Linked DNA regions of Homo sapiens: region 1 is linked to region 2. A link is a loop called in an ENCODE intact Hi-C map of the cell type or tissue named here. Cell type or tissue: gastrocnemius medialis. All regions are shown on one strand. Each heading gives the region's core, and the rest is flanking DNA. Links, peaks and the distances in the headings are about the cores only. Region 1 has its middle 8.3 kb from the start of NHLH1. Region 2 overlaps COPA (coat protein complex I subunit alpha).

Region 1 (2,985 bases), core at 266-2,765, 84 kb after region 2:
TTTTGCAACACCTGGAGCTGTCCAGCAATGGCACTGACTGCCTCAAGAGGAGAACTCCAAATAGAGAAGCTGGAGAGTCAACCACACGCAGAGAAATCATAGAGCACATTGCTGCCTCAGATGGAACACTGGCTAGGTTCATTAGAAGATCCTCTCCAAACTTAAGGTCATACGAGAAGGCTGAAGGCAAACAGCAGGAGGGAAATGCAGAGACAACTTTCAGTCCCTGAAATATTTTCTTTTTTCTTTTTATCTTTTTGAGACAGAGTCTTGCTCTATTGCCCAGGCTGGAGTGCAGTGGCGGGATCTTGGCCCACTGCAACATCCACCTCCCCATTCAAGCCATTCTCGTGGTTCAGCCTCCTGAGTAGCTGGGACTACAGGCGCCCGCTGTCATGCCCGGCTAATTTTTGTGTTTTTAGTAGAGATGGGTTTTCGCCATGTTGGTCAGACTGGTCTCTAACTCCTGGCCTGAAGTGATCCTGCTGCCTTGGCCTCCTAAAATACTGGGATTACAGGCATGAATCACCATGCCCAGCTATGGGTTTTCATCTTTGATGAACAAAGAATGACATAAGCAGCATGAAGGGCTTGAGTTAGACCTAGGGAGGAGCTTCCATACAGGAGGACTTGACATCTTCCCCTTCCCATGTGAGTTAAATGACATGTGCTCTGCCCAGAGCCTGGCAAAAGGGAAGGCTGAACTGAGATCAGGGAGAACTTCAGGACTCCAAAGGGCCAGAGTTGGACGGGAACACAGAAATCACTGAATCCAACAACTTTATTTCAAAGGCAGGTAAACTACTGTCCAGACAGGTGACGTGACTCACCCATGATGATGGCCTGGGATTAGAAGCCAAGTCTTCCATTCCTGGCCCTGAGAGCTTTGTGCTTCTCTGTGCTCAGCAGCCACAGTCCTCTGGGCTCCCTGCCTCCCTCTCTTGTCTCTTTGCCTGGGCTGGAGAGCAGAAGGGCTTAGGGGGCCCCTCCCCTCAGGGATCCCTGAGGGCCTGGAGGTGGTGAGAGGGGGAAGCTGCAGCTGTTCTACTGCTAGCTCCGAATTTCTTCAGATAATCAATTGGCCTCGCTGCCGCTGTCGCTCTTGTTGCTCTTCTCACTCTGGGAAGGACAGGAGAAGGAGGTGGAGAGTGGGAAGAGGAGGGAGCAGGGGACCAGGCACTGGGGGAGGAGGGAGAGGGCAGGGAGATGGAAGTCCCTGGGCTGAGGGGAAAGTGAAAGCTTTGGGGCTAGCAGATAGGGAGGATGGGGAAAAGGGATTGTTAGAAGAGGATCTGCTCTGCATCCCTCATTCCACATCCCTCTAAACCCAACTCGTGGGTGGTGGGGTGGGGGAGGGGCAGTTAGGAGGACCCCAGAATGGGACTCTTGCACTTCACCCCTGCTTCCTTACTCCCCTTGCCAAGTATCCCATGCATGGCCATAGCTCCCCCAGCTGTCCATGCCCTCTTCCAGTCCTAGTGACCACAGGTGCCTGACCCTCCAGTCCTGTCTTCATCAACGCCCTGTCCTGTAACTCAGCAAACCCATCACCAGTGACAGAGCAGAAGTCAAGGCCCCAGGGGCTGGGTGGGGGTTGCCTAAAATCTCTCTCTCTCTCTCTCTCTCTCTCTCTCTCACACACACACACACACACACGCGCACACACACACACTGTCATAGGCTGCCAGGCATATGGCCTCTTTGTGCCCACACAATGGAGGCCCTGTCTGTGCCCTTTCCCAAGTCTGGGCACAGTGTGGAGGGTGCTCCGCTTCCTCATTCCACCCACCTCCCTTCCCTCTCCACCCCCAGTGCAGGCCCTGTCTTCTTTGCCTTTGCTTCTTCCTCTTTCTGGAAAGCCCTTTCTACCACCCAGTTCCTTTATCTTTCTGCTTTCTTCTTGTGTTCTTTCCTGAGCTTTTGACCTCTCATTGGATGAGGATTATGGGCAGAAGAAAGAGGCTCACAGTGCTGGGATGTCAGCGCAGGGAGGAGAAGGGAGCAAGCAGAGATGAGCCTGAAAGGCTGAGAGGGAGTGGAAGAAGGGAGGCAGTGGTGGCAGTGCAGCAACACTGTGCTAGAGGGGAGAAAGCCCACACCCGGCAGCCAGAGGTCCCGTGTCCCTGCTCTGTCTCCACCTTTCCCCTTTGTGCCACAGTGAGCAAACCGCATGCCCTCCCTGAGCAACAGCTTTTTCATATGGAAAGCAGGAAAGACAACAAGACCCACCGGGGTGTGATGAGGATTAAATGAGATCATCGTGAAAGTGTTCAACACCGGAAACGCTCATCAGATGCTATCTCAGGGGCAGTAAGTAGCAGGGTCAACTGTACTGTCATACAGTTTGTGCACTTTACAAAGCACCAGGCTAAGGGCAGTGCAGGGGCCTGACACCCAACCCCACTTCTACTAGACCAGCTGTGCACCAGGATGCAAGCATCCCCTGAGAGGTGGCCCTGGAACTGAGCCCCTCATGTGGGTTCCTGAGCATTGGTCAGGAGTCCAGATGAAAACTCCGAAGTCCTGACCACCTTGGGAACCAAGACAGAATGGAAAGGGACAAGAGGCTAAGGGGAATGTCTCTCCCTGAGGGGGAAATTCCTGAGCTTAGTCTTCTCTGAGCAAATAGACAATCCATGAGATCTACTAAACTAAGGATGGAGAAACTGCAGCTGAGGAGAAGAAGGGGGCTGAAGAAGCAGAAAAAAAAGAGGGAGACATGGATCGAGGGTGTGATCAGAGCAATGTGTTGGTCTGAGGACCCTTTTCTGGTTCCCTCGTCCTCCATTCCCTCCCTTCAGCAAGTTGAAGGCTGATTTGATTATTGCTTGTTGAACACTGTCCCCTGCTGGCTACTAGCAGAAACATTTTCCCTCTTCCCTATCCCTAGCTAGGAGCTGCTGAGAGCCTGAAAAAGAGAAGAAATGACCTGACTGGGGACAAAGGACGAAGGAATTGCAATTCTGCAATCTGGAATTCTCTACT
Region 2 (2,798 bases), core at 1-2,500:
TAGAAAATGTATTCCCTATACCCCTCAATGGGCACAGTAGACAGGTATTGGGGTGTTCATCACTGACTGGCCAAGAGCAGTGGGGAGATGCTCTAGCTTTCTCCAGTGTCACTGCCTCAGGGAGCAGGGGACAAGCACAAGAAGAAAAAAAGGACCACCATGTTTCTTTCTTTTTCCCCTTCGCTCAATATCCTAGATATATTTATTGAGGACAGTACTTACTGTGGTGACCCTGCAGATTTGACCTTTGAACTCAGGGGAATAGCAGGCCCCACTGAGTGGACACTTTTCTACTGGCTTTCCACGGTAGATGGGCCGATATGATGCAGCACAAATGTCAAAGGGGTTGTGCATGTCATAATTGAGCTGGTAGGCATCTGTGGGATTCTTCTCACAGGCAGACAGGATTTTTCGGGTCTAGGGGAAGGAAGGAGTATTTAGGAGGACAGAAGGCTGCAGACAACACCTCAAAGGATCCCAACACCATGGTTTGGTAGTTCCGTTGATGTGAGACACAACTGTACTGCGTGAAAAGAGGTCCCAACCTCTGTACTGGATGTATGTGAAGGGTTAACAATCACCATTCCTATTGTATCAAACTTTCCCCTTCTCAATACAAAAGTGGCTCCATAATCTAGACCCACATTCCTCCACCAACTCTAGAGATTATCAGGGTCAGGTCCTAGAAAGGGTTAAAACAGACTTCCATCACCCAAAAAGAATGCATTTGGAGGACACAAGTAATGAGATGTGTATGTGAAGCTTTGTGGTGGTTGTGATGGGATATCTGGAGCTTAAGGACAGGACTGGGGTTACTTTCAGCTGCAGTGGAGCTATTCTAGGTTGCACGGCACTCTTAGACGAGTGCCATGTCTCAATAAACTATTAATTTTCCAGGAACAAAGGAAACACCAAGTCAGGAAGTAAACAGAGGGTAGCATTCTGTTGGCTTTTTGTTGAATGTTGTTATTTATTGCTTTGTTTCAGAGGCAAGGACCTTGGTCTGCTCCCTCCATGTAAGAGCTGATCTGGCTTCCCTATGGTCACTGAAGGAGTTCCATCTACCTGTTGGGCCACCTCAGGCTTGGGCCCGAGTTCTAGTAGGCGCCGAGCAAAGGTGGCAGCTGTCTTGAAGTTCTTGAGCTTGAAGAACAGATTGAGGGCTGTACGCAGCACCAGGATCATGTGCACAGGCTGCAGGTTTGAGTGGGTGAAATAGGCTGCCATCTGGTGGACAGAAAAAGGAACACATGCCAGGTTGATGCTACACCTGGTAGAAGTCATTTCTAAGCTGCTACACATGCATAAAAAACACAACACAAAATAGGATGATGGGCTATAAAGCTGAGAGGTCTTCTACCTCCTAGGTATGGAGGACTGGTGAGATGAGGAAGTAGGATGAAGAAATGTATCCTCCCCTCATAGAAATGAAGGGCCTAAATTTCTCTTCATCCCCACTCAGATCTGGGTTTGAAATTAAAGAATTCAAACCTAGTGAAGGGTGAAGGGAAGGACGTCTCTGTTGTGCTCAGGGTCCTATAGATCTTACCTCACAGATGCGCTTCTGCTGTTCTAGAGTCTCTTTGGGCAGCTTCTTCCTTTCTGTCTCCACGGACAAACCCACAATGTACTCACGGCAAATGGTGATGAGCTGCTGGGCCTGTAGAGGGGGCAGAAGGTCAGGATACAGAGACAAGAATGTGGAAGTGCCCAGAACTGGGACAGCGGCTAGACCCTCCTACCTCTGCAATCTCTTGTTTATTGTCCACAACAAGAAGTGGCACACTGAGAAGGATGGAACGGAATTTTTCCACAGCCTCCTCAAATTTGCCAACTGTGGTGAGCTGGTAGCACAGCTGCAACCGTTGGATGAGGTCATTAAGCTTCAGGCCCACAGCTGGTACACCATTCTTCAGCCCTGCATCCTTCCTGGAAAGGGAAAAGTAGGAAGAAGACAGGATAGTCAGTAGGCAACTAGGACCCAATTTCCTTTTCTGGCAAACATCCTCATAGCTACCCTCCTGTCTCCTGTTAAAGTAGCTGGGGAAGAGGATGACAGCAGGTGTAAACCAACCCCATAGAGTAACAAACCAAAGATCTTTTTCTACTGGGAAACCCTAGCTCTGAGAGAATTCTGACTATGTCACTGAGGCTACCATCTGAAATATCGACCACAACTTGGAACAGATGAAAGCAAAGAGAAAAGGGCCTTACCAGTTGCGATTAGGATAGCCATACATGGAGGGTAGGCAGGGCAGAGCCTGATAGGTTGTGCGGCCTCGGGCGTATGTCTGTAGGAACAGTTGCTTGTAGGGGCCAAACTGGATTACCCCTACTTGGTCATGAAGGAGCTGGAACAGAAGGAAAGAAACAAGGATTTTGGCCCTGCTGCATAAAAAGCTACTTTTCCTTGGGCAAGGTAATTAATTTCTCTGTTCACGTTTCCTCATCAGTAAAATACACTTAATTGTAAGACCTACCTCATTTAATGATACCTATTAAAGTATTTAGGATAGTGCCTGGCACACAGTGAACATTAAATAAACGTTAGCAGTTATTGCAGTGTTATCATTATTGTTGTTATTATAACAATACTGGCTTAGTGTTCAAAACAGACCTCTGCTTGGAAAGGGGTACTTATCTCACTGATATGAGCCAGAAAGCAAGCTATAAATGGGTGGAAGATGACTGAAGGATATGCCCTAAGAGATTACTAGGCCAAGTGGAAGGCAGATAACAGGAAGGCAAGTGTACTTAACAAAGATAAAGAGTTTTCATGAAAAATATACACCTTTCCC

Evidence for each region. A loop is a pair of places that touch in the nucleus more often than their neighbours do. Peaks named below come from ENCODE experiments on the same cell type or tissue, not always from the same donor. Only the 100,000 strongest peaks of a DNase experiment are listed, where the experiment ranks them.
Region 1: it touches region 2 in a loop (3-fold over the local background); 13 of 110 quality-filtered maps call a loop at or near these places.

The regions. Positions count from the first base shown.
Region 1 is chr1:160,373,859-160,376,843 of GRCh38, forward strand. No RefSeq gene overlaps it. Among named protein-coding and RNA genes, the nearest start is that of NHLH1, 8.3 kb to the left of the region's middle. RefSeq lists an enhancer at 2,304-2,353. In gastrocnemius medialis, for the core only: no CTCF peak of the experiment used is centred there; a DNase peak (open chromatin) is centred at 1,773.
Region 2 is chr1:160,290,270-160,293,067 of GRCh38, forward strand. COPA (coat protein complex I subunit alpha) reads right to left here. Exons shown (of 33, transcript NM_004371.4): 28 at 2,215-2,351; 29 at 1,743-1,929; 30 at 1,550-1,660; 31 at 1,066-1,227; 32 at 223-417. It overlaps LOC107985219 (a long non-coding RNA gene), which reads left to right. Exons shown (of 3, transcript XR_001738265.2): 3 at 988-2,557. Among named protein-coding and RNA genes, the nearest start is that of PEX19, 6.5 kb to the left of the region's middle. In gastrocnemius medialis, for the core only: a CTCF peak has its summit at 1,237 (motif pointing left); a DNase peak (open chromatin) is centred at 1,182.